3 separate regions of the Mus musculus genome follow, and all the other regions are linked to region 1. The links are chromatin loops, found by intact Hi-C in ENCODE. Cell type or tissue: left cerebral cortex. All regions are shown on one strand. Each heading gives the region's core, and the rest is flanking DNA. Links, peaks and the distances in the headings are about the cores only.

What was found. Hi-C counts contacts between places; a loop is a spot of excess contacts. Peaks named below come from ENCODE experiments on the same cell type or tissue, not always from the same donor. Only the 100,000 strongest peaks of a DNase experiment are listed, where the experiment ranks them.
Region 2: it touches region 1 in a loop (2.1-fold over the local background); 3 of 42 quality-filtered maps call a loop at or near these places.
Region 3: a loop joins it to region 1, with 2.7 times the contacts of the local background. A loop is called at or near these places in 5 of 42 quality-filtered maps.

The regions. Positions count from the first base shown.
Region 1 is chr6:88,975,553-88,986,365 of GRCm38, reverse strand. It overlaps Gm36505 (a long non-coding RNA gene), which reads right to left and starts at 7,632. Exons shown (of 3, transcript XR_003956462.1): 1 at 7,494-7,632. In left cerebral cortex, for the core only: a CTCF peak has its summit at 6,025; a DNase peak (open chromatin) is centred at 6,029.
Region 2 is chr6:89,225,982-89,236,794 of GRCm38, reverse strand. No RefSeq gene overlaps it. Among named protein-coding and RNA genes, the nearest start is that of Gm839, 15 kb to the right of the region's middle. In left cerebral cortex, for the core only: a CTCF peak has its summit at 4,008; no DNase peak of the experiment used is centred there.
Region 3 is chr6:89,627,490-89,638,302 of GRCm38, reverse strand. No RefSeq gene overlaps it. Among named protein-coding and RNA genes, the nearest start is that of Txnrd3, 11 kb to the left of the region's middle. In left cerebral cortex, for the core only: CTCF peaks have their summits at 6,026 (motif pointing right) and 7,892 (motif pointing left); DNase peaks (open chromatin) are centred at 3,682 and 6,062.

The sequences.
Region 1 (10,813 bases), core at 3,394-8,393:
GAGGTGATCTGTCACAGCAGGGGTCTGAAGCTAATGTAACTTGCCTGCCTACCCACACTCACCCATCAAACTTCTGTCCCCCATGGCAAGTCTCCTTCCTCGACTGCCCTAGGACCTTCCCAAAGCCCAGGCTGGCCATGTTCTCACCACCTTATAAGCAAGGATTCCACTCACCCAGAGCCCCTCACTGAGATTCCGGTCCCTACGGTCTGATGTCTGCTACCCTCTCTGCCCTCTGGTCTAATGAGGTCTTTCCAATGTAAAAGACGTGATCCCAGACCTCACGAACATGAGTGAAACTAAGGAGATACACTGTGCCAGGAAATCCTTGGGCTTCAGGGTGGGTTTAGGAACGCATCCAAGACTCGTTTGCCACTTTTCTCTCTGTGGTAGCTTTGTTCCCAGGAGGGCACACTCGAGCTTCAGGCTTGGGATAGCCCAGTTTTCTCACTCCTGCCAAAGAGGTTTCCAGGTAGCTCATAAAGGACACGAGCTATTGGTAACTTGCCTGTCCACCCACACTCATCCATCAAACTTCTGTCCCCCACGGCAAGTCTCCTTCCTCGACTACCCTAGAACCTTCCCAAAGCCCAGGCTGGCCATGTTCTCACCACCTTATAAGCAAGGATTCCACTCACCCAGAGCCAATAGGCCTGTGCCCAATTCTCAACCAACCACAACAGCCGGAGTGGTGTGAGCCTCTCCTGGGCTGAGACCAGGTTGTGCACCCGTTCACACACTTAGTGGGTAGTGCCAACCACAGAAAACCCGCTCAGCTGTGGAAAGAGCGTGGATACGGTGTGGGCAGAGATGACATGCAGTATACCTGAACCTCAGCCTGCCCCACGCTCCTCTAACAGACTTCCAAAACTCACTCCTTCCCTCTGTCAGCCTTTGCCTCAAGTGCCTTCTGTCCTGGCTGCCCCAGAGCTTCCCCAGAAAGCCTCCTGAAGCCCAGATCTTTCTGACAGCTACCTCCTCTCGACTCCCACAGCTGGTGCCTCTCACAGCACCCACCACACACAGCAGGGCATGTGTGAGCAGGTGACTGGCTCATGCTGGGCACCTCTTAGCCCTGTGGCCAGTGGGACGGCCACCAATACTGAGAACTGCTGCACACCAGGCTGCACCCCAGTGCCTGAGGACTTTGTGCCTACACAGCGGACACTGTTCACCCCTCCAGTCAGTGCTCAGCTAAGGAAGTGTGGTTCAGATGGCATGTACTCGGGCTGCAAAGGGCTGCAGAGCCGGGCTTTCAGCCTTGTCTAATCCAGAGAACTGGAGAGGCAGGAAATGAGTCTGCACATCCCTGGGTTGCCTGTAGCATGGAATGCTACACTCCCATCGTGACCACAGGTCCCAGTCCCAGGCTCCTGTCTGCAGGGTGTTGACTCTGAGCCATGCTACAAGGTTAATATTTCCAGGACTTGCTTTCCCCCATGGGATAGCATGCAGGTTAGCAATAATGCTTCCCAGCTGGGCATAGTGGCACATGCCTTTGGTCCCAGCATTTGTCTCTGTGAGTTCAAGACCAGCCTGATCTACAAAGTGAGTTCCAGGACAGCCAGAGCTACACAGAAAAACTCTGTCTTGGAAAATAAATAAACAAACAAAATAAAACAAACAAACAAAACAAAACAATAATAATGCCTTCCTCTGACAATTGAAATAAAAATAAATAAATAAAATCCTTCCAGCACTTAGTGCAGTGCCCACCTAAACCCAGAGGTAGAGAAGGCACCACTCTGGCCAACTGAAGATAATGGTTCCTGAAGCTTCCTTTCCCGAGCTAGTGAGGTCAGAGGGCACCTATCCCTCATGCTCAGAGCCAAGGGGAAAGGTGGGGGCGGGTGGGGAGGGGATGAGGATGGGGCTCAGTCTCAGTTCTGTTTAAACTCCATCCCAACCTCAAGCTGCAGACTTCTGATACCTGCTTTCTCTCAGGAAGAACATGCCCCCAAGAGCAGGAGAAAGCAGCTCAGCACCCCCTGGTTGCCGTGGAAACCATTGAGTGTAAATTTCATTTTCTGCCTTGCCCAGCTAAGCTATTGATTCAGAAAGAGGGAGAGAAATTGGGAGATGTTTCCCTCCCAAAGTGAAGCAGAAAGCAAAATCTGGGACATGCAGAGCAGGGGTCGAAAGCAAGCTAGAGAAAGACAGAAGTGGGCTGGACTGTGCGGAGGGTAGGGTGGACTGGAGGATCTCTTCATCCTCATCTTGCTGGCACAGGTGAGAGCCACTGTTACTTCAGCCCAACTCCAGGACAGGCTCCAGAGGGGGCTTGGCCCAGGTCTGTGCAGTGACTCCTTCCAGCTGTTTGATGCGGAGCTAGTGGGCAAAGCCTTCTCGACTTGTTTCCTAGTGTTCCTCTGCAAAAGCAGAAGACAGGTGGTTTGTCTTAGGGACATCACTCCTCTGTCTCCTGTCCTCTCTACAACGTTCTTTTTCTCCACTCTGTACTTAAATTCCCTGCAGTCATTGGTGCCTTCAGCACCCACTGGGTCAAAAGCTGTCCCCAGAAGCTGCAATGGAAAACCTCAGGTCATCCATACGGAAGAGGAAGACCTACCAGGAGAGACACGAAGCAGGTGAGGTTTTAAATTCATCGTTATGTGTATGAGTGTTTCGCCTACATGTATGTATGTGTACCTGGTGCCACAGAGGCCAGAAGAGAGTGTCAGGTCCTGTGGCACTCACAGGGTTACACAGGGTTGTGAGCTGCCCTGTGAGTGCTGGGAACATATCCAGGGCCTCTATGAGAGCACTAACCACTGAACCACCTCTCCAGCCACCTCGGTTGAATTTTGACAATGTGATCTGGAATGGAATTCCAGAGCTAAAAACACCACAGGGAGAGGCCAGAATACTGGTCAGTGGAGGGACAAACTGTCAACGAAGCCTGAATCTGAGCCACCTTCACAAACTTGAGGTGCCGGCTCTCCCCGTGGTGGACACATGTGCCCAGGCTTCATGGTGCTTGCAGATGGCCACCCAGGATTCTGACGGGAGGGTGGTAGAGGGTTTCCTCTGCAGTCTGCATCCTCCCTGGGGATCGCCCTGGAAGGCCCATGCCATGCCAAGGTGCCCTGTCACAGGCAGCTTTGGCAGCTGCTTGCAGAAACACTAATTGGGAAGTGAAGCAGCGAAGTGGCTTTAATGAGCTACCTTGTTGTAACTCTAACTCTTTGGTGTTATTTACAGATACTCTGCTAATGAGGTGCCTATCAGAGGGGAAGCTGGGGTGGGGCAGGAGAGGGAGGGCAGCAGCCCATGGGGGAAGAGGAAGACCCCCACATACACATCTACTGAGGTCTTCATCACAACAGGACTTCAGCCTATGGCTGGGGCAGTCTGTGGGATGTATGCAGGTGATGAGAGTCCAGCCAAGCTGCCTGCCCCAAACAGGTCATAGATTCCCCAGGTAGTGGCTAAGAGTACCCCGGCCCTGTCTCCCATCCTGGACAGAGCCCCTAAAGAGCAGTGCCTCCACTCTTCTGAGAGCCCATACACCCTGCTCTCTTTATCCCTCTAGCCACCCTTCTGACCTTCCTTCCTTCTCCAGCTGCTGGCACAGTTCTGAGCCTGTGTTAGGGGAGGTTTGCCCTGGTCACAGTTCTAGTCATCTTGGGTCCAGTGTGGTGATTTTATCTTTGGGCCAACTGGGAAACCCCTAGGTCAAGGATAACCTGAAGCTAGTCTGGGTTGGGAAAGAGACTAACATAGGTCAGAGGTGAGCCTCCCCAGGTTAGGAATGAGATTTAGTGTGGGTCAGAAGTTAGGCTCAGCCTGGTTGGGAGCAGGGCTTAGGCTGGGTTGAGGGTAGAGCTCAGGTGTCTTTGGAGTCTTAGCTCAGGTTGGAGCTGGGGGAAAAAATGTCTGTTGCATTATACATGAATTTGTGGCCAAAAATCAGGGCAATGATCACCACTCTGTGATGCAGGTAATAAAACCTTCCTCTGCAGAGCTGTGGTGCAGGGGCCTTGCAGAGCCTAAAGCACTGTGCTGTGCTGTCCTGTTGTGACTGGGCCTCCTCTTCTGCCAGTCCTGCCCCACTGGGCTCAGAGCATCCTTCTCCCCTCGCCATTCTTGCCATTATGTCCCCTCTCCTCTCGACTACCTGTCAAGATTGGCATCTCTTTAATTATAACGTCTGTGTGTTTCTTTGGGAGCCATGTAATTCCTCCTGACAGCCACCTATTTGAAATCAAAGTCAAACACTCAGAACTTTGTTTAAGAGTTGAGTCTTGGGAAAAAAAATGCATTAATTGCCAAATGATGCTAATTTCATTCTTTGGGTCGTAAAAAGGGTTTCTTTCTTTCTTTCTTCCTTCCTTCCTTCCTTCCTTCCTTCCTTCCTTCCTTCCTTCCTTCCTTCCTTCCTTCTAAACCTTCTAAGGACAGTGGCTGATATCAAATGTCAGGGCCAGAAGCTCACCTCAGAGCTGATCCAGCCAGACCCCACCCTCGGATCTCAAATGGGGGAACTGGGCCCAGAGAGGTGAGGAAACCTGCCCCAGACTGCCCAGCCCTGGCAGCTGTGGGACTGCACTTGTGCAAGCGGCAGCTGGTGATCCAAGAACAAAAGCAAAGCTTCCTTCTGCAGTCAGCAGCCGAGCCAGCTGGACCGCAGCCGCCCTGCAGGGCTGCTGTGTTCGCTAGTGTTGCCTGCAGGGAGCCTTGTCTGGGACAAGGGGCCTGGGGAGACCCTCTTCTGAGGTTGGGGATCTGCCCCTCTGTAAGTAGTGACACAGGGGCACAGCCTCACTGAGCAGCCATATGTGCTGTCTCAGCTGCCAGGCCCAAGTACGGAGGGAACTGTAACTGTCAGGGAGGATGGAGCTGAGGAGCTAGCACCTGGACCAGGCCTGTGGGGGTGTGGTCGCCATTGAAAGCCAGTCGGAAGGTTCATTATCTGACCACAGTTCTTGCAAGGTGTCTTGATCACACTTGCAAGGTGTCTGATCCTACTCTGGCCAACAGGTTCAAGGTGGGCGTCACTTAAGAGTTGGCTGTGGGTGGAAAGGGGAATGTGAGTGGGGCCCTAACAATTCAGTAAAATGTATAAAAATGTAATCTGGGGCCAGCTACATGGTGCAAGGGGGAAAGGCAATTGCTGCTCAAGCCTAAATTTGATCCTTGGATTCTCATATGGTGGAAGGAGAAAACTGACTCCCTAAAATTTTCTTCTGACCTCTGCATTCCATATGTGCACTGTGATACACACACACACACACACACACACACACACACACACATACACACACACACACACACACACATAGCATGAAACTTTGAAATGTAATTTGGGGGCTATCTATAGGGCTTAATGAGTAAAGGTGCTTGCCACCAAGTTGGATGATCTGAGTTCAATCCCCAGAACCCATTTGGTGGAAGAAGAGAGCCAATTCCCACAAGCTGTTCTCTGACTCCTACATATGTCTGCATAGGTGCACACACATGCTAAATGAATGAACGGACGAATGAATGAATGAATAAATAAATAAATAAATACATAAATAAATGAATACCTAATGTAACTTGGGGTTGAGTATACAGTTCAATCGAGAACATTTGCCTGGGATGTGAGGGGCTCTGGGTTAGGTCCTCATCACAAAAAAAATTTCTTAGAATGTGAAGTTCTCTTGCACAGGGATAGAGGTCCCAAAATGTCTCAACTCCCTGATCCCGGTAGGCTCATACTAGCCACTCCATTCAAGGCTATTTATTGACCCTGAGCCCATGGACTAACTCCTTTTTGTACAGAAAGGGGAAGACAGAGGGATGATCCGGAGGCGGAGAGGACAGAGAAACCTAAAGACAAAAAGAGCTCCGAGTCTGAGAGGGAGGGGAAATGCATATAGCCAAGGCCACTAATGAGGCAGGACCAAGAAAAAGGACCAAGGTAACACTGGGGCAAGAACCAATTCTGAGCTGCTGTGTACCCAGCTTGGAGCCCAGGCAGTCCCACAGTACCCCAGCTTTTGTCCTGTGACTGGAATGAGTTCTCACGGGCCAGGAGCTCCCCCTGCCGCCTCTAAAGAGTCCATCAGCAGAGACATTCCACCATCAGGCCCCGGCCCTGGGTTGGGGGATGGGGAGGAATATATCATTGTGAGGCCCAGAGAAAGGACAGGAGGGACAGAATGGAACCTCAACCAACCACTGTGGTGTCGCCGCTGAAAAGCAGGCAGCTGGTCGGATTCCTCTGTGTGGCACGGTGCCTGGGCTGCACGAGTGTGTGTGTGTGTGTGTGTGTGTGTGTGTGTGTGTGTGTGTGTAGGGATAATCTGAGTTTCAGAGGGCCTCCCTGCCTGAGGCCTCCACCCTGGGAAGATGCCCCTATGTCCCAGCCCTACCCTGCAGTGTTCTATTGAGTGAAATGACTGGAGAAGATTGTGACAAAAGGTAGCTAGAAGCCAGTGTAGCTCCTGTGATGGGGAAAGGAAACCTGCCTCATGCGACCTTGCTGAGTTCTCCATTTTTTATTTTTTTAAGGATTCAGGATAGCTCAGGTTTGTTTCATGGAAATATTTCACAACTCAACAGCTCTTCAAAAAAAAATCAGTACAGTGTGTGTGTGTGTGTGTGTGTGTGTGTGTGTGTGTGTGTATCTAATCCACAGCTGTAATCTAGCAGGTTTGTAACCAGTAGCCCCTAACCCTCTTATCTACAGACCTGATATCTGTCTGGTTACTTTGTCTCCTCATCTACATTACATAGGTTCTCTGACAATGATACTATTTTCCAGTTAGGTGAAAAACTCACTGTCACACACCTAAAAAGCCAGATCACCCTAAAAGTAAAGCAAAGCTGGCGCTCGAGGCACAGTCCTGTCTACCTCCTGCTGCTGGACTCATGGGACAGCATTATCTGTAGCCGATGGCGACTGAGGTCTCTGATCTGAGGACGTAGAGGGTACCCTAAAAAAGCAGTTCTAGGGGAGTCTAAGGAGGGAACCTGGGGACCCAGCAAGGCCACACTGTGTGTCTCAGAACTGCTGAATAGAAGCAAAAATGGAGAGTAGGGTGGAGTGGGTGTGAGGGACAGGGGTCCATCCCAGAATTCAAAGCATGGAAGCATTTCTAATGTCTACAGCAAGACAACACACACACACACACACACACACACACTCCGCACAGAACAGAGACTTGGCCCTAGGGCAAACAGCAAACCGGAAACCACTGCTGTGGCTGATGCCTTTGTTTCTCCCTAGCTGCTTCCAGAAGGACCCAGCTGTGGAGCCTCCAGGCTCCAGAGGCTTGGAGAGGGGGAGAAAACAGGGGTGTGACAATACGGATCACAGATCACGAATGGCTACAGTCACAGGGCTCTGTAGTAGAAAAAGAAAAGTCCTAGGGTGGGGCAGGGCCTGGGACCAAGACAGATGAGGCAGGGCTAAGCAAAGAACTTGTGCTCTGTGAATATGAGGACCTGAGGTACCCAAATGCCCTGAAACACCCAGAACCCACAGGAAAAATTAAAAAGTAAAATACCTGGTATAGTCATGGGCCTATAACCTCAGTGCTGGAGAAGCCTGGACAAGGAGATCCCGGAGGGTTCCTGGCCAATGAAAAATCCTGTTGGGGAGTAGGCTTGAAAAGGTTAACAGACCCTAAGAAATTACACCAGGGATTGTCCTCTGACTTCCACAAGCATGTGCATGCATGTATATTCACATATATGAACCCACCACACAAAAGACAGGGGGAGGCTCTGGGGACAGGGTCTCTACTTCATACGCTCATCTACCCAGAGCTCAGGTCTCTAGCCAGCTCAAGGTGCCTAACACAGGGCACTGCCACAAGCCTTCCTAAACCCCCCTACTGTAAGGCCAAGCTCTATCCTGTGACTCAGCCCCAGGTCCCTGAAGTCCCCCACACAGACCTGTGAAGAGTCTGGGAGTCAGGCTGGGTGAAGAGGTTGAATTTCCAGTGGTGTGGGGTAAGTTGCCGGAGGGGCTGAGGCGACATTGGAAGGGGACTGATGGGCAAGACGGGGAAGGCAGGTGATGTCACAGCCACGAGTGGAATATCTGCAACCTGCAGAGTTTAATTAACCCTCTTCCCATAGCTTCAGGAGATTTCCACAAGGTATTGTGGGATGTGAAAAGCAATTTGGAGATAAGTGTGCAACACTCACTCAATTCCATCTTTATAAAACAAACACTCCGTGTATCTATAAATGCCTGCACACTTCACCGGGAGGACAGGATTCATGCTGGGTTCACAAAGGTTTCCTTCTTAGGAGTACATGGGGGACCCAGCACAAAGGGTATGATGGACAATCCTTTGTCCACAACACCAAGCTAGCCCAGTGAGAGGTGCCTCGCATCTGCTCCTGCCTGAGTATTCACCCCTAACCACTCCTCAAAGCACAGGTACAACACCCCCATTTCAGCCGTGCTCCTCTCCCTCCCCCTCCCCCTTCCCCTCCCCCCCCCAGCATAGCCACCCCCAGAGGACTGAATCACATCAAGCAAGGCATCCTCCAAGATCCTTCTTCTCAGAGGCTTCTCCCCTGGAGACTCTACTCTAGCCATCCCCTTTCCCTAGCCCTATCAGAGAGCCCTGTGGTGGTGACATTTGCTGCATTCCCGCCTCTGTTCTGTGCACCAGACCTTTATTGAAAGCATTTGCTCCTCAGCACAGTCCTCCGAGAGCATCTGATATTCTTAGCTACAGAATATTTTGTAAATGGAATCACGGAGAGGGGGTCATTTGTGTAGGATCACACAACCGGTGAGGATACAAATGATCTCGAGGCCTGTGTGTTCGACTGTGGATTACTTGGTTTTGGCTTTGGACATAGGGTCCCTGATTCTGAAACGCTCCCGTTTCTCTTCATATATGCCCAAGTCCTCTCACTGCTAGCTGTCACTTGGGACACCGCTTCTCTCAGAAAGCATTTTATGTGGTAGCCTATTTCTCTGTGCTCCCTCCAATAGCCTAGCTGCTCCCCTACGAGCCTTTTTTGGTGGTGTTTTCTGGTGGTAGGGTGAGCTGAACATCCAGGGTGTCTCTGTTTGCAAGATATGTCTCTAATACTCAACTCAGATAAGGTCCATGTTGACAGCCCCTGGCCTGTTGCTGAGCACGAGAGAAGGTTGGGGATGGGGATGGGGGTGGGGGTGGGGGTCGTCATTGTGCCCGTTCAGGACCATGGAGAGCAACCCAGCGCTTGGGCGGAATCTCCTTGTTTGCCTCTTTTCTTTGTTCCCTGGCCTGGGTAAGACTCAAGGTTGATAGCTCCCTAGACTGAATGCAAAATCCAGGTCAGAGCGGGAGGGGTCGCAGAGCACCCAGGCAAAGCTGCTGCCCCCTCCCCTCAAGCTCTCACTGTAGATCGATTCCCTTTTCCTATGTACTTTTCAACCAACACAAAGTTTTTAAAGTAGAGAGCCTGTTGGAACCAGCACCGAATCCATGTGTTTTCTCGAATTATTGAACTAGAAAGAAATGAAAACATCAAAATACTCCCTTTGTAGCAGGCTCGAATTGAGCGGCTGCTTCATTCAGTCCGTGTCTCAGCCAGACTACAATGCTGCAGCTACGGAGCGGAGAGTGGATTGAAAGGAAGCGTGGCTCAGCGGGGATCTTCAGATTGCCATTCGCAGACCACAGGCAGCTCAGAACGTCCCTGCTCTGGAGGAGAGTGGAGGTCCAAGATTGACAGGTGCAGATGGGGGAAGGGAGAGAGAGGCCAGGGAAGGAGGAGGCTGAAACAAAGCCCTGCATGCAGGACAACAGGGCAACAAGATAACACGGTACCACGCCATATTATCTTTGTATCCCTGGGAGTGGGGACCTATGGCCTGTGGTAAAGAACCACAGGCCAGAAGTCCACTCCCAGCAGGCTCTGGGGTAGCCCCTCCTCCTTGGCCAGACTCAATGGGAACCTGTATACAGCTTGGTGCTGTGGGAAGTCAGGGCTTGACCTAGGAACTAGATCACAGAAGTGAGGTACAGTCATGGCTCACCTCCTACATTCTGCTTCCTCTCTGCTACCCCAATCTCTGGTTTATGATTTTCAACCTTTACTAGTCTCCTTGGCCTGGGGCTTACTCCAGAACTGTCTCCACAGCGGATCCAGCCAATCCTGTGTTCTCGGGAGATTGGAACCTCATACCTGGTGTTTCAGCCATAGCTTTGGGGAGAATCAAGGCGTCATCCCACCCAGTTCTGAAAGGGGCAGGTTAGCCCCAGGCACATGCCCATCAGAGTCCCCTTTCTCCATATCACCTCTGTCTGGGTCACCCTGTGACCACTCCTCCCAATCCTGGCAGATGACCAAGTGGAGGCCATTCCCTCCCTGAGCCGCACCTGTCAGACCCCAGCTCCTGGGCAGCAGGCTTACTCCAGCATTCACTCCGCACTTGATTCCGCCACAAAACCCTGATGCCCTGCTAGCTGATTTAATCCTGGCACACCCAATGGTGCAGTGTGGGACACTGAGGCAGGAAGCCAACACAGAACTTTAGGGTGATGTGACCTTGAGCCCTTATTCTTAACACCCTCCTATATACTGATAGCATGCCATTCTGAGCATGCTCAGAATAAATGGCTGTTAGCGCAAGTCATGACTTCGGTGAGCTCACTCATGTGTGTGAGTGTGTGCGTGTGTTAGTGTGTGTATGAGTGTATATGTGTGTGAGTGTGTGTATAGTATGTATAGTGTATACATGCCTGTGGATGCCAGAGGTCAACCTTGCATGTTTTTACTCAGGAGCTATCTGCTTTATGTTTTGAGAGGGAGATTTTCATTGGCATGAGATTCACTGGTAAGGATCAACTGGATGTCTGGTGAGTTCCAGAGA
Region 2 (10,813 bases), core at 2,131-7,130, 250 kb before region 1:
CTGGGGTGTAGGAGGTATGGGTTTGCTGGAAAGCATGGCCTTGGAGAGAGGAAGGACAAAGGAGGAGGATGTTGATGGTGAGTGGCATGGAGAGACAGGCAGGGCTGGGGTGAGGCCTGAGGAAGTGCACTGGGTGGTTCTGTAAAAAGGCATACACAGTGTGCTCCCATTAGCCTTTGGGAGTGGCAAAGAAACCTGTCCCTTCCTCTCCATCTGATCTTGGCTGGTCCCTCGGGTCTCTTTCTAGCAGTACTGATCTGAGCCTTGACCCTGTGTGTCTTGTCTCTGGCCTTCCGGCTCTCACTGGTCCTTTAGGCTTCAGCCCCTCCCCTGTCAAACAGCCTGAGCTTGTACTTGCTGGGCTTTTCTTTGTCTTGGCGGTGCTATCCCGCCGCCTCGTCTGCATCTCTCCATTGGTAAACCACCTCTCAGTGGGCAGGAACGTGTTACAGTCTCACAAACAAGGTCCTAGTCCCTAGAGCATGTCTGTCATGCTGGAAGTACTTCACCTTTAGTCACCTTTGGTCGCCTTTAGTCCCAGTTGCTCCACTGCCCCTGGTGTGGAGTGAGTATTGCTTCAGTTTTGTTGTTTGGCTGGTTGGTTTTTGTTTTGTTTTTTTTTTCGTTTTCTCCCCCCCCCCCCCCCTCAGTGGGAAAGATACCTCAGTCCAAAGTGACCCAGGGAAGCATAAGCCACGGCTGCCACAAGGACCGTGGGCCGGTTCTTTAGTTTCCAGTCTGGCTGACCTTATGCTGATGCTTGTCCAGGCCGTGAACGTGCAGCTGACCCTGCGCCAGCGTGGTTCTTCTACAAGGCAGCCGTCCCGCTAACTGCTGGGGCGGGCAGAGAGACCTGAGCCTGGAGGCTTCTCTGCGGGGGCTGATGTGTGAGGGATTTATGGGTCGTGGTTAGAAATGAAAAGCAATTCAATTCAATCCCAGGGCGGTGAGAGCTTCCCAGAGCTTCGCTAAGTGGGTCTGGAGCAGCGATCAGCGTTGCGAATCTATTAGCCCACACTCGGCATCTGAGTCACGGGGGAAGAGCCAGGAAGCGGCAGCGCCCAGCGGGCTGCACGTCAATTATGCTCCTCTCTGTTTAATTAAGCCATAAAACACACCCGTGTCTGGAAAGGGGCTGGACACCAGGGCTGCGACCTCTGCTGCCAGTATCACACAACCATAGTCTGGGAGGACACTGAGGAGCCACACTCTCCTGCCTGCCTGGGACTCGGTGCCCCTGATGGAGGCACTGTCTCCGTCCCTCTGATGGCCAAAAAGGCCAAGCAGAAGGGTAGGGCGGATGGGATCGTGCTGTGGGAGGCCACCTAGATTTAAGCTACTGAGCTGGGTAGCCTATGACCAGTTCTTCACCTCCCTGTGCCTCACTCTATCCACATGCATGGGGAAGGATGGGGGGAGTATCTGAACTCATGAAGTGGGATGGAAGAGAGAAGCAGGCACATGGAGGGCACGTGGAAAGGATATGGAGGGGGCAGGGAGAGAGTGTGGAGAAGCTTGGGGAGTGGCCGGGGGGGGGGTGGTGGACACAAAGGGACCTTAGCATGTGGCATCCATACAGGTAGGGTGGAATTAGCCTGCACATCAGGTGATACCTAGCTTCTGTGGAGCAATGCCCTTGAGCGGTTCTCCTCTCTGTCTCTCAGTGGCTTGTACTACCTGGGCGATTGTTTATCTCATACTTTTCTCTGAATGCAGTTCACTCTTTGAAAACATAAACAGAAATATCTGTTGAAGCACTTCCAGGCTTCCCCAGAAGACGAGCGTCAGAACCACTGGCCCCAAGGAAAAAGGAACTGTAACTGGACACAATGAGCCCTGAACAGTCCCAGTCCATCTGCTACTCTGATGCCAAGGTGTGCCAACCCAGCCTCCATCTTTCAGGAGATTAGCTGGTGCTGGAGGCCTCAGACAGCCCAGGAACATCTTGGGCTGATCTAGCCAGTGGTGTGATCTGTAAAGGAGGCCCAGGTTCTTGTTGGAACCAAGCAGGATCTTCAGTGGCGCAACTGAAGCAAAGATGAGCAAGAGGAAAACAGCCATCAGGTGTGGTCTTGGAGGGCAGCACACACAGCTTGATCCACAAAGGACACATGAAGACCCAAGGTCCTTCTAAGAAGAACAAGTAGAGACAGAATGAAGGGATGAGCTCAAAGCACCCATCCCTCTGCCATCTGGGCATGCTCTGCAAGCCAGGGATAGGAGCATCTTTGAAAGTCCCCTCCTGCTTAGGTTGTTCTTATGATAGGTACTGTCCCTAGGTGGGAAGGAATGACTCACAGAGGATCATGGGAAAGCAGAACCAACTTGCTCTCAGACCTTGGTGTACATGAGAACCTCTGTCTCCAGTACCAGTGAGCTTTCCAAACTTTCCAACCTGTAGCAAGTTAGATTGTAAGAGCTGGAGAGTCATATGTGTGAAGAGATCTCTGGGAGAAGTTCTAGAGTGGAGATTTATACGCACAGCATGAAGTCCAAGAGCTGGTAGGCACAAGTTGTCAAGATGAGTGTGGGATGGGACTCATAAAGATCAAATGATCTTTCAGTGGCTTATTACTAATACATGGTAATAACACAGATGCTGAGTATGATGGCATATGCTTGGCCCAGGGAGCGGCACTATTAGGAGGTGTGGCTTTGTTGGAGTAGGTGTGCCACTGTGGGCATGAGCTTTAAGACCTTCACCCTGGAAGCTGCCAGTCTTCTGTTTGCCCTCAGAACAAGATGTAGAAACTCTCAGCTCTGCCTGCACCATGCCTGCCTGCATGCTGCCATGCTCCCACCTTGATAATAATGGACTGAACCTCTGAATCTGTAAGTTAGCCCCAATTAAATGTTGTCCATTATAAGAGTTGCCTTGGTCATGGTGTCTGTTCACAGCAGTAAAACCCTAACTAAGACACTGGGAATGGGCCTGCTGTGTTCTGGACGTGTGCTCTTCTTACTTTGAACCCTATCTGCTGAGCTTTGGTGTGACTTGAGTTTCCTTTAAGAGGAAGAAAAGACAACATTGGCAATGCCCGGTTTCATACAGGAGATTAATGTGACACCAAGAGCCACAGGGGCTCTCAGTGATGGCTGCCTTCAGCAACTTTTCTTCTGTGGGTGTTTGCTTTTGGCTAACATAAGAAGCTGAAATGGGAGGGACCACTGTGGTAAACAGATACATTCATCATGAATTAATTTGGGCATGCTTACATCCCCCTCAATAGAGAGAAAATTAATTACAGTCAAGAAGCTTCTGTAGGTGTTTAAATGGAAGATAAATATATGCAAGCAAATAGCTTTTTTAAAAAATATGAGCAGCACAGAGACAGATTGCCCATCGCCTTTCCAGAGGAACTTGTCTTCCTTCAGGATTCAGTGAGCAGATATATTGTGGATGACAGCCTTCCAGGGATGGACACCTGGCAAGGCACACTGTTTGCATGGCTCTACACAAAATAACTAAGTAGAAAATCTTAAATAACGGACTAGAAAGATAGATCTGCAATTAAGAACTCTCTGCTCTTCCAGAGGACCTGGACCCACATGGCAGCTCACAACTGTCTGTAACTCCAGTTCTAGGAGATCTAACACTCTCTTCTGGCCTCTCTGGGTACCAGACATGAACACGATGCACATACATGCATGCAGGCAAAACACCCACACATATAAAATAAAATAAATAGAACTAAAAATGAAAATTCAAATGAGTCTAAATAAAAACTTAAAAAGAGGAGAGTCTTAGCCCAAGACAGGGGACTCTGCATACTGAAGTGGCCCTGTGATGTGTGAGGTTAGAGGGCAAGTAGGCTGGGCTAAGGGATGGCCAAGTATCTGGTGAGGCGTCATGTCTCATGTGTCTGAGAGAAGTTTCTGGAAGTCATTGGCGTTATAACAGTGACTGAGTAAGACTCACCCTCCCTAGTGCAGGAGGCATCATATACCAGCTGGGGAGACAGGGAAAGGTACCTCACACTCTGGGCTGGCATGCCTATCTTCTTCCCCTAGATGTCAGCACTTCAGGGTGACAGTACCTCAGGGTGAATTCCGGACCATCCTTGGTTCCCAACTGGCACATAATGGAGGTGGAGGTGGATTTTTGTACTTCTATGTGAATCAGTTCCTAGAATAAACATCCTTCTATCCAGCCACTGGGCTACCTAATTACCAACCTGTATAGTCAATCTTGTTTGTAACCCAACAAGATCTACAGTCACCATGGACATGAGCTTCAGGGAAAGTCTTGAGGCATTTCCTAGATTAGGTTGAGATAGGGAGACCCATCCTGGGCTAGACTCCTGGGCTGATAGAAAGGAGACCATAAGCTGGGCTCCAGCATTCATCTCTCTCTGCTTCCCAACTGTGGATGATGCACTATGAGCAGCTGCTTCCACCTCCTTCCTGGCCATGCCTTCCCTGCTGTAGTGGACTGACTCCAAACTGTGAAACTATGAACCAAAGTAAACCTGTCCTTCTGTAAGCTGCTTTTGTCAAGTACTTGATCTTAGTATTAGTAAAGTAATTTTCTGTCAATCATCTCTCTCTCTTTCTCTCTCTACTTTTCTATTCTATCATCTGTCAGTTAATCATCCATCTACCTAGTTACCTATCATCTGTCTATTTGTCTACCTAGTTAACTATTCATTAGTCCATATCTCTCCCTCCTACTGATTATGTTTCTTTAGAGAATAAGCTAAAACTCCTTTCCTGTGCTAAACCTAAGCTTTGGCTTGCCCTTTTCTGGGCTAAATACATATAAAAATACAAATATTCAACAATTTGACAGAAATAGATGTTTTACCTGAATAAGAAGAGGATTACTGGGTGGACCAAGTACATCTAGGGCCAGCAAATGTGTAGAGATGCTAAAGCCATCCCCTTGCATGAGAAAGAGAACTTGTGAATCTTCAGAGTCTCTATCATTACCTCCCCCCCCCCCACACCCTGTGTGTCTCTGTGTGTACGTCTAACATACTTAGAGATATAAAGATCAGAAACTCCATCCATAACAAGCACAGGGGTATGAGAAAGAACCCAAGGGGTTTGTGGGATGGAGTATTAGCTCAACACACTGCAGAGAAATGCAGCACAGAAGAAGCGAATTCTGGGAGAGAGAGAGAGGGAGAGAGAGGAAGGGAGGGAGGGAGAGAGAGAGAGAGAGAGAGTGAGAGAGAGAGAGAGAGAGAGCAGAGACACTAGGCTTTCCATCCCTACTCACAAGATTTCCAAGAATGACAAAGAACAGACCAGAAGGAGAGCCGGTGTCTGTCATGTTGTCCAATAATAAGGCTGGGAAGCTCTAGAATGCATGAAACAGTTTTCAAGTTGAATCAATATGTGGAGCATATTGAAGATAAAATCTCCATAAAACAAAAAGAAAAAACTGGATACAGTATGTTAAAGTTCATTACAGCAAGATAAATGAAACTCCATGAAAGTTCCAACCAAACTCAAGAGATTTCCTACAAAGAGATCTGGATATAAGTGGCAGCAGCTAAGACTAGAAATAACGCAACCATGTCTTTACAAGGCTGTGCATAGTGACCCTAGCCTAGCTCTCATCTTAGTTACTTTTCTATTGCTGTGACAAACAGTGTGATCAAGGTAACATAAAATAAGAGTTTAATTGAGCTTATGGTTTCAGAAGGCTAGAGTCCATGATGGTGGCACAAAGGCATGGAGGCAGGAACAGCTGAGAGTTCACCTCTTGATCAACAAGTAGGAGACAGAGAGCTCACACAGCTTTTGAAACCCTAAAGCAGTGGTTATCAACCTTTCTAATACAAAGATCCTTTAATACAGCAGTTCCTCATATTATGGTGACCCCCAAACATAAAATTATTCCATTGCTACTTCATAACTCTAATTTTTCTACTGTTACGAACTATAATGCAAATGCATGATGTGTAGGATATCTGAAATGCATCCCTTGTGAAAGGGTCATTTGACTCCCAAAGGGGTCATGACCCACAGGTTGAGAACTATTTTTTTAAACTCTGCCCTCGGTGACATACTTCTGACAAGACCACACCTCTTAATCCTTCCCAATCAATTCCACCGACTGGAAACCAAGTAATTAGACATTAATTAGACATATGAGCCTATGGGAGCCACTCTTATTTGAACCACCACATTTCGCCCACAATGCCTCCTGGTCATATCATACTTCAAAATGCATTTAGTCCAACTTCAAAAGCCCTTCATCATCTCAACACTGTTTAAAAGTTCAAAGTTCAAAATCTCTTCTGAGACTCAAGGCAAATATCCTAGTTGTAAGATCAAAAAGTGAATTGCATACTTTCAACCTACAACAGCACAGAATATACTTGACCATTGCAGAAGAGGGGAGGGTGTCATTTGAATATGGTGAGGAAATACTGGATCATAGCAGGTCTAAACTCAACAGGGCAAACTTCAAATCATCTAGCTCCCTCCTGATGTTAAAAGGCTTAGAAGGCTCTGTACTTCCAGCTTTGCTATCTGCAACATGCATCACTGTCTCTGCCTTGCTCCACTCACTGTGTGTAACTCTACTTGACAGATATCCCATGGGTTTGTCACCTCTAACACCTTGGGATTTCCAATGCATTCCAAGCTTGACTTTCACCGCTTCATGTAATGGCCTTTCAGGACCTCCATGCAGGGACTCCCCTGTTACACAGTGACCTCAGCAGCTTAACTACAGGGAAAGATTCTGCAACCCCTTTACTCGTGCGTCTTAGCTAGGGTTTTACTGCTTGTGAACAGACACCATGACCAAGGCAACTCTTATAGGGACAACATTTAATTGAGGCTGGCTTACAGGTTCAGAGGTTCAGTCCAGTATCAACAAGAAGGGAGCATGGCAGTGTCTCGGCAGACATGGTGCAGGAGGAGCTGAGAGTTCTACATCTTCATCTGAAGGCTGCTAGCAGAATACTGGCTTCTAGGCTGCTCGGATGAGGGTCTTAAAGCCCATACCCACAGTGACACACCTACTCCAACAGGGCCACACCTTCTAATAGTGCCACTCCCTGGGCCAAGCATATACAAATCATCACACTCATGTATCATTTAATGCCAGAACCATGTGGACTATACTACCAAATTTGACTACTAGCTTGAGGTAGACCCTGGACCTCTTGAATTATGTTTGCAAACATCTTTCTTTTGTTGTTTCTTAGGGGCAGAAAATTCCTTAGGCTTTTTGTATTCACAAGTTTAGAAGGTTAGCTGGGTGGGGTCTTGCCCTGAAGACATTCCAGTTGTCTTAGTTATGCAGTTAGTCCAACTTCAAAAGTCCCCATAGTCTATAACAGTCTTAAACTTGTTTAAAAGTCCAAAGTTTGAGCGCTGGAGAGATGATTCAGTGGTTAAAAGCACTGGATGTTCTCCCAGAGGCCCTGAGTTCAATTCCCAGCAACCATATGGTGGCTCACAACCATCAGGAATGGGATCTGATGCCCTCTTCTGGTGTGTCTGAAGGCAGCTACAGTGTACTCACAAATAGATAGATAGATAGATAGATAGATAGATAGATAGATAGATAGATAGATAGATAGATAATTTTAAAAACTGTCCAAAGCTCGAAGTCTCTTCTGAGACTTACACAATTTCTTTCTTTCTTTTTTCTTTTTTTCTTTCTTTCTTTCTTTCTTTCTTTCTTTCTTTCTTTCTTTCTTTCTTTCTTTCTTTCTTTCTTTCTTTCTTCCTTCCTTCCTTCCTTCCTTCCTTCCTTCCTTCCTTCCTTTTCTTTCTTTCTTTCTTTCTTTCTTTCTTTCTTTCTTTCTTTCTTTCTTTCTTTCTTTCTGTTTTTTGTTTTGTTTTGTTTTTGTTTTTCGAGACAGGGTTTCTCTGTATAGCTCTGACTATCTTGAAACTCACTTTGTAGACCAGGCTGGCCTCTAACTCAGAAATCTGCCTGCCTCTGCCTCCTGAGTGCTGGGATTAAAGGAGTGTGCCACCACGCCCGGCTAACAATCTGTTTTGTTTTGTTTTGTTTTGTTTTGTTTTGTTTTGTTTTGTTTTGTTTTGTTTTGTTTTGTTTTGTTTCGAGACAGGGTTTCTCTGTATAGCCCTGACTATCCTGGAACTCACTTTGTAGACCAGGCTGGCCTGTAACTCAGAAATCTGCCTGCCTCTGCCTCCTGAGTGCTGGGATTAAAGGAGTACGCCACCACGCCCTTACACAATTTCTTAACTGTAATTGCCTATAAAGTCAAAGTGAAAAAGCAGATCACATCCTTCCAACATACAATAGCATGGGATGCACATTACAATTCCAAAAGGGAGTAAAGATAACATAATGAAGAAATACTGGATAAAAGCAAGACCAAACTCCAAACTCTGCATCTCCATGTCTAATGTCAAAGCACTCCTCAGATCTCCAGATCCTTTCAGCTTTGTTGACTGCAACATACTTCTTTCCCTTGGGATGGTTCCACCCCCTGTTAGCAACCAATCTTAGTAGATATCCCACAGCTCTGGCATATCCAACATTTTGGGGTCTCCAAGGCAATTCAGGCTTTACCATCCCAGCTTCCTGTAATGCCCTCTCTAGGCCTGCATGCAGGGGTACCCCTGACACCTGCCTGGCTTCAATGGCTTTCCTTAGTTGAGGAAGGAAAATCTATAGCCTCTTTCTTCTATCCTTGGCTCTACAGCCAGAACCATATGGCTGAAGCTGCCAAGTTCTGCTGCTTGCTGGGGCTGGGACATGGCCCTCCTGATCTATTACATCTTTACCAGCTTTCTGTTTCTGATGGTGTTCTTCACCATGTGACAGAGCCAATATTAATCTGTCTTGAAATCTCCTCCACCAAAGAAATGAGTCCATTAGTTTCCAATTTATCTTCAAGCAAATTCTTAGGATAGGGGCAGAAAGAAGCTACACTCTTTGCCAAACTATCATAAGAATGGTCTCTACCAAAGTTGCTAATATCATTTTCCTCTGAAATGTTTTGGATTTGGCCTCCATGGTCCACACTGCTCTAAGCTTTACTCTCTTCCAATATCTAGGATGGTCTGTTAAGCCCTGCATACAGTGTTCAACCTCTTTTTCTGGTACAAAGTTCCAGTCTTCCATATTCCTCCCCAAAACATCATGGTCAGGTATATCAGAGCAATAATCCACTCCTTGGTACTAAACCCTGTCTTAATTACTTTTCTATGGCTATGAAAAAAATATCTACCATGACCAAAGTAATTTATAAAAGAAAAAGTGCAATTAGGCTTATACTTCCCATGATGAAACAAACATATGCTGACAGGCATAGCTGAGAGTACACATCTTAACCATAAGTAGGAGGAAGTCAGAGGAAATTGGGAATGGCTTACATGTTTTATAACCTCAAAGTCTGCTTCCAATGACACATTTTTGTTTTTTCTTAAAACAAAATCTCAATTGGTCAGTTTTACCAAATGAAGACTCAGGAGCCAGATGCTGGGGTGAAAGCCTGCTAGCTCAGAAAGGCAGAGGAAGCACACAGCTGACCTTCCTCAGTGGACATCTCAGAAGGAAAAAGCCCATTTTCCTTCTTCACACTATCTTAAAAACCCTGCAAACTGAATGTCCCTCCCTTCTACTTCCTGCAACTCTCTGTCCTTCCTCCTGACTTCTTCCCACTCTCTTGGGTTTTTTCCCTATGTTTACTCCCTGTCAACTGGTTGCTGGCTTCACCTCTTGATCTATGGTTTACATTTTTTAATCCTGTATACAATAAACAGAAAGCTCTTGGATTAAAGGTGTGCTCTGGGGTTGAGCCACACAATAACTAGAACCAGGTTTTTTTTTCCAGTAAATAACACAATCTCAGGGTTCATAGCATGAGCAAATATCCTGCAACATTCCCCTCCTTTTTTTCTAAATAAAAGGAAAGATTTTAACTCTAATACAGTAAAACTATTTAAAACAATGAAGCTATGTCTGCCAATCTTCTCACATTGTTCAGCTTGGTTATATTTGGCAGTTTTAGGATTAAGTATTTTTGAGTTCAAAGTTCTGTAAAATGTTCATGTCAGTCTCATATGAACTCAGCAGTTTTAACAACCTGAGCAGTTTGTAGTCCAAAGCTGATCTTTGGTTGGTGTTTGTCAGCTTAGTGGCAATTCTGGTTAGGTAGAGCAGAGCATTCATCTCAAAGTTGTCCACTGTTTGAGCAAAACTGGTGGCAGGGGAGGCATGGGGCAGCTCTCTCCAGTGGTTAGTGTTATCACAATCCATGTGGATTCATCTTTGCAGAGTCCCAACATCTTCTTGAAGACCTCAAGGGTTTCTGTTAGACATGGTAGAAAACTAACATTTTGAATGCCATATTCAGCAGATGTCAGAAATGTTTGAAGACCACAATCTATTAAATTTATCTGAGGTCACAAGTTCCTAGTCACCTGCTTCAGACTCAAACCTGAAAATACAAACATGAGGCTTGATGAAGTGTATTTCTAGAATTAATTAGTGCTCTATGACAACTGGAATCATGACAGAAAGTTTGTTTATATACATCATAGTCTTGTAGATTTTGAGAAATTTATACCTTAAAAAGTTTTAAATAGTCAAATGAAGCCAAAAGATTATGATAGTGGCTATAGAATAGTCCCCACCCCACCCACCTTTTTTCCTCTGTTCCATACCAGGTGGCTCTTCAGATACATGACAGAGACTTTGGATTTCCCTTCAACAAGCACTCATGGGTTTAGAGAAGAAGAGAGCCATGTTCCAACCCCACAGCCAGCTTTAATTTTTAATTGAATTAGGACCACATAAAGACCATTTGACACTTATGTCTGTAGAGGGCAGCAAGACCACTTGGCCAATTTTTTCTTTTTGGGGGGA
Region 3 (10,813 bases), core at 3,314-8,313, 650 kb before region 1:
ACCATCATTAGGCCCACAGCTCTAGCCATAGAGTCTAGCACAGTGCCTGGCTTATAGCAGGGCAGCTGTGACGTTTACTGAGTGATTTACCAGGATTGCAAATCTGCAGTGTGTCCAGTAGTGACGTCGGGTGACTTCACTTCCCCTTCTCATCTTGCTTATGTAGAACAAGGCAGGCAGGTGGCATACAGACATATGTTTAGAAGCTGCCTCACACCCCCACCCCTGTCCTGGGCCTGTGTGACCCATGTAATGCCTTTACTCCTCTGGGGCCTAGACAGAGTCATGGTAGGACACAGGCTTACTGACAGAGCCTGTGTTCAGGAGCCAGAGTCCTTAAGAGAGAAGCCCAGGCTGAGAGGCATGGCTAGAGAGGCAGCTTCACAGAGAAGGTTACATGGGAGTTGGTGCTGACACCCTGAGGCCATCCCAAGCCAAGCAAAGACAGAACAGCTGGGCACACTGGGGAATGCAAATATGGGTGGCAGTGAGAGAGGACTTAGTGCCTACAGAGTAAGCAGGGCCCGACAGAGAACCAAGGCCTGGGACTGCTGTGCAGTCTCCAGAAAACAAATGGGAACCTAATGCAATGACATAAAGTAGAAGAAGGACAGTAGCCCTGTGGGCTGAACAGGGTCAGGGTTGGAGAAAGTAAGGACAGAAGGTGACAGAATGAGAGGGATGTCCCCATTCTTCTTGTTCTCTCTGTCTCACCCCTAGTCTCTGCTGTGGTTTGTATATACTGTGTTCCTCTGCCCAAAGACGCATGCCCCCGTTCATGCTCCCCCTCTGCCTGTCGAGGCTTCATTGGCCTGCGATTGCCACCAGTGGTGACCTTGGGGAGAACAAGAAGGCAGCTTCAGTGAGACCTCACCACGGGTCTCACGGCACAAGGATGGAGCACCTCAGGCACCATGAGCCAAAATAAACATCTCCCCTGTGAAGTCAATTGTTTCAGGTGTTCTGTTGGTTCTAGACACAAAAAGCCAACACCATCTGCTGAACCGTTTCTACCAGAGCTGTCTGCTTGTCACGGTTTCCACGTTACTGAAGGAATCCACATGGCTGTTTATTTGTTCCTAACAATCATTTTGTGTGCACAACACCCCCTCCCCATTTCTCCTGTTGCATTGATAGCTTGTTTTCTTCGATAACATAAACACCCACTGGCAACAGCACGTGTTTGCTAGTGTCTCTCATTCAGACTCGTTCGGTGCATAGGAGTGTCAAGGACAAGCACAACTGTGAGTCAAGGGTCATCCCAACTCCGGAAAAATGCAAACCACCACCCGTGTGTGGCGAGCATCAGTCCAGCTGTCCGTATGAGCCTTTAAAATACCAGAAGGAAGCAAAGAACTATAACCTTGATGGTGAGTGTCGTCAGCCTCACAGGACCTAGAGTTGAGTGGGAGACAATCCTCTGAGCATGTCTACGAGGAGGCTTCTAGATCAGGTTAACCAGGGTGGGATGACCCACCTCCACTGTGGGAATTGCTCTTTCATGGTCCTGGACTGAACAAAATGGAGACAGTGAGTTGAGCACCAGCCTGCATGTCTTCTGCTTTCCTGACTGTTAGCACGATATGAGCAGCTGCCTCCCACTCCTTCCAGCTGTGATGGGTTACACCCTCAACTGTGAGCCAAAAGGAACCTTTCCTTCCTTCCTTCCTTCCTCCCTTCCTTCCTTCCTTCCTTCCTTCCTTCCTTCCTTCCTTCCTTCTGTATGTTGCTTTTGCTGGATATTTGATCACAGCTATGACAAAAAGTAAATACTTTTTTTTTTCAAATGTGGTCACACTGATTTTAAAGACTATAAATAGAATTTGAATTTAAAAATCTAAGATGAAATGAAGCCAACAGACAAGGGAAAGGGCCAAGGGTCCTAAAATCCCCTCCATGTGTATGTCTCCGATGATTTAACTTCTTCTCACCAGGTCCCACCTCCTAAAGGTTTTGCTGTCCCTCGTTAACACTATAGGCGGAGGAATGAGCCTGCAGGACCTGGCCTTTGAGGCACTCCGAAGCTGTAAACTGTAACCATGTTCCCTTCCCTTCCTTCCTAGTGACTGTCCTTTTCTTCTGTATATGCCTCTTAGGATGGATATGGCCTAATTAATCTCCTCTTATCCCTTGTAATTCTTAATTAGTTGAAAAGAAATATATTAAAATCAGACTATAGAGCCAAGAATACTCTGTGCACATGCAGATGGGGGTTGCCAGAGGCCAGCAAAAGGAGGAGTCACGTGATGTGGGGGTGCTGGGGATTCGAGCAGTGGGTTACAAGGGATTTTTAATGCATAATAAAGGTACTTGAGAGTTGATTTTCTTGATTGGTCCAAAACTCATTGAATATAAGGAAGTCTATTTAATTGCACATTGTAAGCCATGAGCCATGAGATATGAGAATTATATCTTCAATCTTTAGAAAACAGTAAGGAAACAAGAAAAATAAGTGATTAATAAAACCCAAAAAGTTTGGAGTACTACTGTCAAAGGGGCAAAGATGATTCAAGTCATTTCAGCACATTTCTATGTCTTTGTAAATACTGTAATGTTTGGGAAAGAAGTAAATGTATGCTTCTAGTGTGTGTGTGTGTGTGTGTGTGTGTGTGTGTGTGTGTATGCATATATGTCTTTGTCTAAGAAAATTTCTCCGATCTGTAAAGATAGCTCAGCAGGTAAGTGTACGTTTCCTGCAGAGGTCCCAGGTTTGGTTCCAGCACTCACTTAATGGCTCACAATCTTGTCCGAGTCCCAGGGGATCCCATGCCTTCTTCTGGCCTCTGATAGCACCAGGCACACACATGATAAGCATACATGTATGTAGGCAAAACACTCATATACAGAAAATAAAGTTTTAAAAATTTAAACAGGCCTAATATGTACCCTAATATAATAAGGTTAAAACACACACACACACACACACACACACACACACACACACACAAAGAAAGAAAACAGGAAAGTAAGAAAGGAAGAACAATCAGTCCAGAGCCAAGTTCTCTAAGGGAGCCCCAGAGACAGAACAGTTTGCAGAGATTAAAAATACGCAGGCCTTCATTTTTAACAATTGCCTTTTTAAAGCTAGTTTTTAAAAACTTCATATGTACGAGTGTTTTGCTTGTATGTATGTCTGTGTACCACTTGCATGTCTGGTACAGACAGAAGCCAGAAAAAGGCATCAGATCCCCTGGGGCCAGAGTTAAAGATGGTTATGAACCTGGGTCCTCTGCAAGAGCAAGTACTCTCAACTGATGAGCCATCTCTCCTCTCTCCAGCCCCTCGGTTTTTGTTTTGTTTTGTTTTGTTTTGTTTTGTTTTTAAATATAGTTCAGCTTGGTCTAGAGCTTGCAATGGGGTTCAGGTTTTCCTGCTTTATCCTCACAGTTCTGGAATCAAAAGCATGCATCACTTTGTACACGTAAAACAAATTCCCTAACTCTGAGCTATACCCCAAGCCCCAGGCCTTCAGCTTAAATGGGGCCCTACCACAAGGGGCAAAGACGACTCAAGTCATTTCAGCACAAAATCTCAGCCTGTCAGGGAGAGCAGAACCCTCCTACAACCTTCTAAAGCGTGTGAGAGGCAGAGCCACGCCCTCCACTGCGCACACTCCCTAACTGCGAGCTAGAAGAAATCAGAGCACTGCCCCCAAATCCCTGAGCGGCCATAGTTCTAAACATAGACACCGAGAGCAAGCCAATGTTGAGAGCAAAACAGAGACATTCTCAGAAACAGTACTCAGTGTGACCATGCATACATTTCCCAGGAAGTCTGTTGAGGCTGCTTATCAGCACAGTAGCGAGCTGTTCCTGGAGGATGGCCTCTAGGGAGAAGCTGCAGGCCACCCCTGGGGAAATATGAATGGAGGCCCTTAGATGACAGTCAAGAAGAAGTCACAGGGGCTGAATCCCAACCTCTGCCCATTTTCACAGCTGCCTCTTCTTGATTTAGTGGGTCTCCCAAGGTGAATGCACCCTGTGCTGACTCTCCAGGTCCACAGAGACTCCTGGATAGCAGATGGCTCCAGAAGACAGGGAAACAACCAGAGAGCCAGCTTTGCAACTGGATGAACTTAAGTCCAGTAGTGGAAGGATACAACAGGTATGCTGGTTAGCCATCGCTGCATCACCAAGCATTGGTGACATTGGGTATCCACCATGCAGCATCACTTCTGAGTACCTGGTGCTTCTGCTTAGCCAGAATCTGTGGCGGTCTTGTGTATCAACAGCACCAGTGTGGAGCAGTCATGTGGGATGTTTGTGCTCAGATGGGCTCTAACGTGTCTGGAGGCTCAGTCAGGACAGCTGGAGTGACTCTCTTGAATCCAGGTGTCCTCTTGCCCTACCAGTCCAGTCCAGAGACCCAAGAGAAAGAAAGCATGCAGAGTTTTTTGAGGCCTCTATTTTATTTGACTTTATTACTTCTGCCACGTTCTGTTCCCCACACTATGTCCCAAGACCAACTCAGGTCTATCCAAGTGGTAGGAGACATGCCATGGAGTGTCCTGGGAGTTGCTACATGGTTACAGTGCTTGGGGACATAGGTATAGGGAGGGCAGCAAAATTGGGGCTACTTTTGCATTCATTCTGCTATGGACAACATTTCTTTTGTTTCCTTCTTTTTTTTTCTTTGTAAGGTAGCACAAAGTGTCCCTCCCTCATCCTCCGTGAGAGCTCTGCTCTCCTATCCCCGCAGGACTTAGGTGTACACGGACCATTTTACGCTGTTTACGCCGTTATGTTCCACATGCAGAGAGGCCTTTGGGTGGTTCCAGCGAGGCTCCCCTGAGCTAACAGATGCCTCCAGACTAACTCCAGTTCATCGCCCACTGGAGCAGAGCACTGTCGGAGAAGACACCCTCCAGCCGTGATGCATGGGAGTCAGAGCGTTCAGACTGAGACTCTCCTGGGGAGAAGGAGCCCCTGCCCTTCCTTTCCTGCTGAAGTCGATCCTTCCAGAAACCAGCCACAGAGGTGCAGAGGGTAATGGAAGTGCCTACTCAAGCGGAAACGCAGAATGGTGCCAGCTGCTCCCCTGTCTATGAAAGGAGACCTTAAGTCACCTTGGAACAGATTTGCCTTATTATTGCTGGAGTCCCCTTAAGTTGTATAAATGAGGGTATCTCAGCCCTGCTGTTTTGAGAAAGGGTGCAAAGAGAAGCTTGTGGTCTTTGGTCTGGAAATGCCTGCCTATCCAGTGTCCTTAACAAACAAAGCCAGGAAGAAGGCCATGGCAAATCTGTACAAGTACCAAGAGCCTTCAGGGGAGAAAACAGCTTTGGATCCTGAGCCTGAGTTTTTTCCTAGAAGCCTGAGGGCTATGTGGGTTATCTGAGGCTTGGAACAGGAAAGGGTAGACAGGCTCAGAGATAGAGAATCTGAGTGGCATGGGGTGTGCCCGTTCTATGACAACCCCTGGTATTTCTGCGGAGCCTGGCTTGGGTCGTGCATATAGACAAGAATTCATAGAAAAGGTTGGTAACTCAGGTGTTGGGAACGACTTTTAATGGCTGGGCTGTAGCTCAGTGGCAGATTGCTTGCTTAGCATCTTCAAGGCTCTGAGTTCAATCCCTGTGCCACATCAAATGTTATTATTGCTGATAATAACAGGACTGGACAGGAAAGGCTGCAAGCCTGACATTCAGGATTTGTATCAACCATAGCCAATAAGAGCAAGGAGACAGCATGGATGACTTTGATTAGCTCCTGGCACTTAAAAGTCACTACATAATTCAGCTGACCTCACTTGGAAGTCCACAGGGCTTCACTTCTGCATTTCTGGCAGACAGATCCTTCTCTGCCATACCCCCATGGTCTCTCTCTGCTTCCTCATTGCTGGACACGGGGCCTAGCATCAACAGAGGGATATAGTGTGGATTCAGTGCACTGTGAAGCTTCCTCAGAAAGCTCATTTCCACTTCTAGTGAGCAGCCAGGCAGGGATGAGCTTTGGGAACCAGGATTTGTAGGCTAGACAGAGATGCCACCCCTCAGGTTGATCTCAAAACTGCAGTACCAAGATACTGTTCTCTAGATAACCACTTGGTGGCGCCAAAGCTTCTTATGACGCAGACAAAATAGCAAGGTGCCCCTGTTAGAAGGATACTTGTGAGGCTGGCTGCCTGCTGGCTTCAGCACGCGACAGGGAAGTGGCCAGGTGCCTTTAATCCAGTAACAACCACCACCCAGGCGTGGTCAGTGCCGGCAGCCACAGCAGCTCCCTGGGGAGCTGTGTTCCAGTTCGCTTGACTCCACCTCTTTGAGTCTTGACTGCCTCTAGAATACAGTGGGGAGGGTGACATGGGTTACTGGGGTAGGTAAGCAAGCCCTGTGAACTACAGAGGTTGGAGCCTGCAAGGGGGATGAAATGAAAGAGGCAGCTCTTAAAAGCCGTCCTGGCTGGGCTGCTGAGACCCACCCATGCTGCTGCTGGGTAAACAGCTGGAAGGATATTCCTGGAGTGGTCACCTTGGCTTTAGGGCGCTCAGCACTTAGCACTTATGAGTGAACTTATTGAAACTCTACTTCTCTCTGAGCTGCTGTGCTCACTCTTATTGAGCAGGCAAGGAAACTGAGGCTCAAAGAAGTTGTGAATTTGGTGTTGAGTGGCCAACTTGAAGGCAGAAATAGGAGTGAGGAAAGACTCTAAAGAGGGACACCATGAAAGAAGACAGGAAAAGGGCAGGAGACAGACGACTGTGCTGATGGTCAGCTGGTGGCGTCCCTCTCCTCTGATAGGAATCTGAGCAGGTGAGGTGCTCCCCCCATTGAGCATCAGAAACATGGGAGCTGGGTTGGCAGAGCCAGAGGCTGTAACTCAAGCCCTGAGAACAGGGGCCCAGATGCTCCAGGCTGCGGTAGAGACTTGGGGCTCCAGGTATGTAGGCTACAGGCCCTGGGCCTTAACCCCCAGCACTGGTTCTTGACACTTAGCTTCCAACACTGATGATTGGCACCAGCAAGCACTGCTGCTAGGGGCCTTGAGCGGTGAAACCCTCTGCCCCGCACCTCCTGGACCAAGATGCCAGGACCTTCAGCCCTTAAGACTTGGTAGCTCCCTTGGATCTTCCAATGAATGGGGCCTGAGATTTCTTGCCTTCAGCCTTCCCTCCCTGGCCTTCTGGCTCCCAAGTCTCTTGGGTCACTTTCTCATTCTATAGGCTCTCCCTAACCAGGTCTGCTAATGATAAACATCATAAGTAAGGAAGAAAAGACCTTTAGGGGGTCTCAACACCAGACAGGAAACTGTCTCCAAGCTGACTCCAAAAGCGAGATCAACTACCTGCTCATACTGCCCAGAAAGGGAGTAGCAAGGGACCAATGCACAGCCATCACATGCCTTCGGCTGAGCTGCTAGGGAGTGCTCCCCATCAGCCTGTTAGAGATCACCAGAGCTTGGGATGGCAGAAAGGTCTCCTGGAACTATGGAAGCAGTGGGCTGGGGCCAGTGCCTTCTGAGCCAAGCTCCAGCAGCCAGTAGCTGTGGAGACTTCAAAGCAATGGGACTGACTTAGAGGCAGTCTGGAGAGTCTGCAGGCCCAGAGTTCTCCACTACAGGAAGCCAAGAACATGGAAAAGGTCTAACAGCTGCCCACCCCCACGACATCTTAGCTCACTTATGTTAAAAAATAAACATTAAAAGTGGTGCTTAGATTAAGTCCTACCGTTGCTATTAACAGCACTTTACCGATACTCACAGTGTTGCTCTAACCAAATGCTCATGGCAGAGTAGGGTCACTTTACAGGTGTGTCACCTGCAGGGCATTGGGGGACAATATGGGACCCTTTCCAGCTCACAGACCCTGCCCTAGTTCAAATGAAATACAATAGTGGAAAGGCTGGTGATCCTAGCAACCTGAGGGATGCTGTTTGCATGGCTTCTGCCTCAGCTCCCTCTTCTGTCTGCATGCTGCCACTATTGGTGGGTGTGTCCATCCAAGCTGCACAGAAGAGCTACCTACAGAGAGGCCACAGGAAAAAGAGCAGATGACACACAGCTGAGCTATGGAACGGACCTCAGGCTCCATCAACAAAGGAGTGGACACAGAAAATGTGGGCGTAAACACACAGTGGAGTTTTCCTCAGCCAAACAGTGTAGGAAAGTGGATGCAGCTGGACACTATCGCTTAAAGCAGATTAACTCCGTCTCAAAAGGACAAACATCAAGTGTTCCCTACACTGGTGAGTTCCACACATGAAATCTACAAACACGTAAAATCACATGTGAGAATAGACATGAAACTGTCAACATGAAGAAAGGGGGCTGATGGGAGAGGGAGGAAGGGGAGAGTCAGGGGGTGGGGGTATGCTCAAAGTGCATATATACTTGTGAGAAGATGGCTTCATGTAACACTGAATAAAATAATAAATAGATAATAAAATTTTAAATAGGGGCTGGAGAGATGGCTCAGAGGTTAAGGGTGCTTGTGGTTCTTCAGAGGACTCGGGTTCAGTTCCCAGCACCTACATTAGGTAGTTCATCCCCTCCTGTAACTCCAGTTCCAAGGGATCCAATACCTTCTTCGGGCCTCCGTTAGCACTGCACACATGTGGTACACAGGCAAAAACAATAAATATATCTTTAAAAAGCAATAGATTTATTTTAAAAATCAATATCCTTCACTGAGTCTGAGTAGCAGAAAAGACAAGAGATTTTGCTTCAAGGAGTAAATGCTTCAAGTTTGGGGTCTGAAGTAGATTCTAGAATGTAATAGAGGCTAAGGCTGGGACTGGGAAATTATATGTAAATGATTACATATCCAGTGAACAGACTTGTGTAAATGGCTACACAGATGTATCAATTTTACACAGTGAATAAAAAAGACACCAAGAGACCAACAGTGTCTTTGAGGTTATGTCCCTCTTGCTTCTGCCCAAGCAGCTTTCAGGCTGTGACAGAGCGAAGCATACCTGTCTCATTTTATAGAGATGACTGTCTCAGGGACACAGCCTCGAAGGGACAAAGCTGGCTGCAGACCTAAGCAAGATTACTCATGGTTCCTTTGCAGCCTGCCTCCTTCTCTTCTCCTCCCATCCCCTGAAAAATGGCTCCATCAACCTGGCTCAGCACGTTGGCCTCTCAGGTCTGGTTCTTACTTGCAGGAATCATTCTGCCCACAAGAATTTATTCAGTACCTCCGTGGCCAAAGTCCTGTCTACTGCTAAAGACATAGAGTGATAGTTACTGGCCCTGGAACTGCCTTCCTCAGGAGCCAGTATCTAGAGACAGCCAGAAATTGAGAGCAACTTAGGAGACCACTAATTGTCTGTTATTAAAGACCGGTGGCGTTGTTTATGCGTATTTCTTGAGTTATTTGTGCTTCTTGTCCTGAGACGTGATGTATGGAACAGGTAAGGAGAATTTGCTGAGAGACTGCAATGTGTTCCTTGCCTGCTCTCATCCTTTTTCTTCTTTTTAAACAGCTATAGGAATTAGTGTCTAAATAAAATCAACCAACAGGAAAGTGAGCACAGTGCTGCTTTATAACTCTGACAGATGACGGTAACGGACCGCAAACCTGTAGCACAGAAAACCTATAAAACAGGCCTCAAAGCACAGCGCTTTTGTCAAGTTAGAATGAAGGATGTTCTGGGCTCCGGGGGAACTTAGCAGCCAGGAGCGAGGGAGAGTTCCTCAGGTCTTGTGAGCAAGATGTTTATAGCCTGCAAGACTGAAAATCTGAGTTCCAGAGATGTGGAGGCTGAGTGCAGAGGAAGAGCTCGAGGTTGCTTCATGTATAAGCTCCGTGGGGTTTTGATAGCCCTGCACTCACCAGGTCACTGGAACACAAGATGACTGGAGGCTTTCTTCTTTTTCTTCCCCCCTCCCTCCTTTCCTTCTGACAGCTGGACAATCAGGGCTTTTCTTGCCAAAAGCAAAATGAAGAGGACTGGGAAGTCTGAAAAGTAGGCTTCTGTGTCTGGTCCAGTCCCACTTACTGATGCATAGACCCCATGGTTCCGCAAGGTTAGCACAATAACACTGTCTAGGGATGACTCTCTGCCAGTCACCACACTCACCATGGTCCCTATCAGTTCTTTACCAGCCTTGCTTTCCCTTTCAACCACTTCTGCATTGCGCAACTGATTTCATTTCCTGACTTAACCCAGAGTCTCTGAGTCTCACATCCTACAGATTCTGACACATCTTGACTCTCTCCTCTTCCTCTGCCTTCCACCAGAAAAGATACCTCCACTTTGCTTCGATTCCTAAGGATCTACTCACCCTCCAAGTCTTACCAAGCCAACCTGTCCAGAAGTGCTGGAACAGGGAAGTAGAGGAGGGTTGGAAGAAGTGTGGTAGGGTTACAGCGCTTAGACACAGTCCTGCGGGAACCTCTGCTCAGCATGCAAAGCTATAGGTGCTGCTAGCTGCTCAGATCTGTTTGCAAATCTATGAGCTGGTTTAAGAATCTGAGCATTAGTCTTTCTAGTGCCACTGTGGAACAGCCGCCAGAGTCAGTCAACAGGGACGTGTTGCTCAGGAATCAGACCTAATATAAAGAACAGGAATCTTGAATTCAAATAACGAATGTCTGCAGAACGCTGCCCAAGGATACTGACTTCATAAAAATACAAATAGAAAAATCTTGATTCCTTAACTAGGAAAATGGCTTATCAGGCAGATGGAGAAGTGGAACGAATACAGCCAGGGATCAAGATGGTGACTTGACAATTTGCTGAGGAATTATGCCAGAACAGAACATTAAAAAAAAAAAAATGGAGGCACTGGAGAGATGGCTCAGTGGTTACCAGCACTGACTGCTCTTGGTTCCTGGCATCCGCATGGTGGCTCACAACCATCTGTAATTC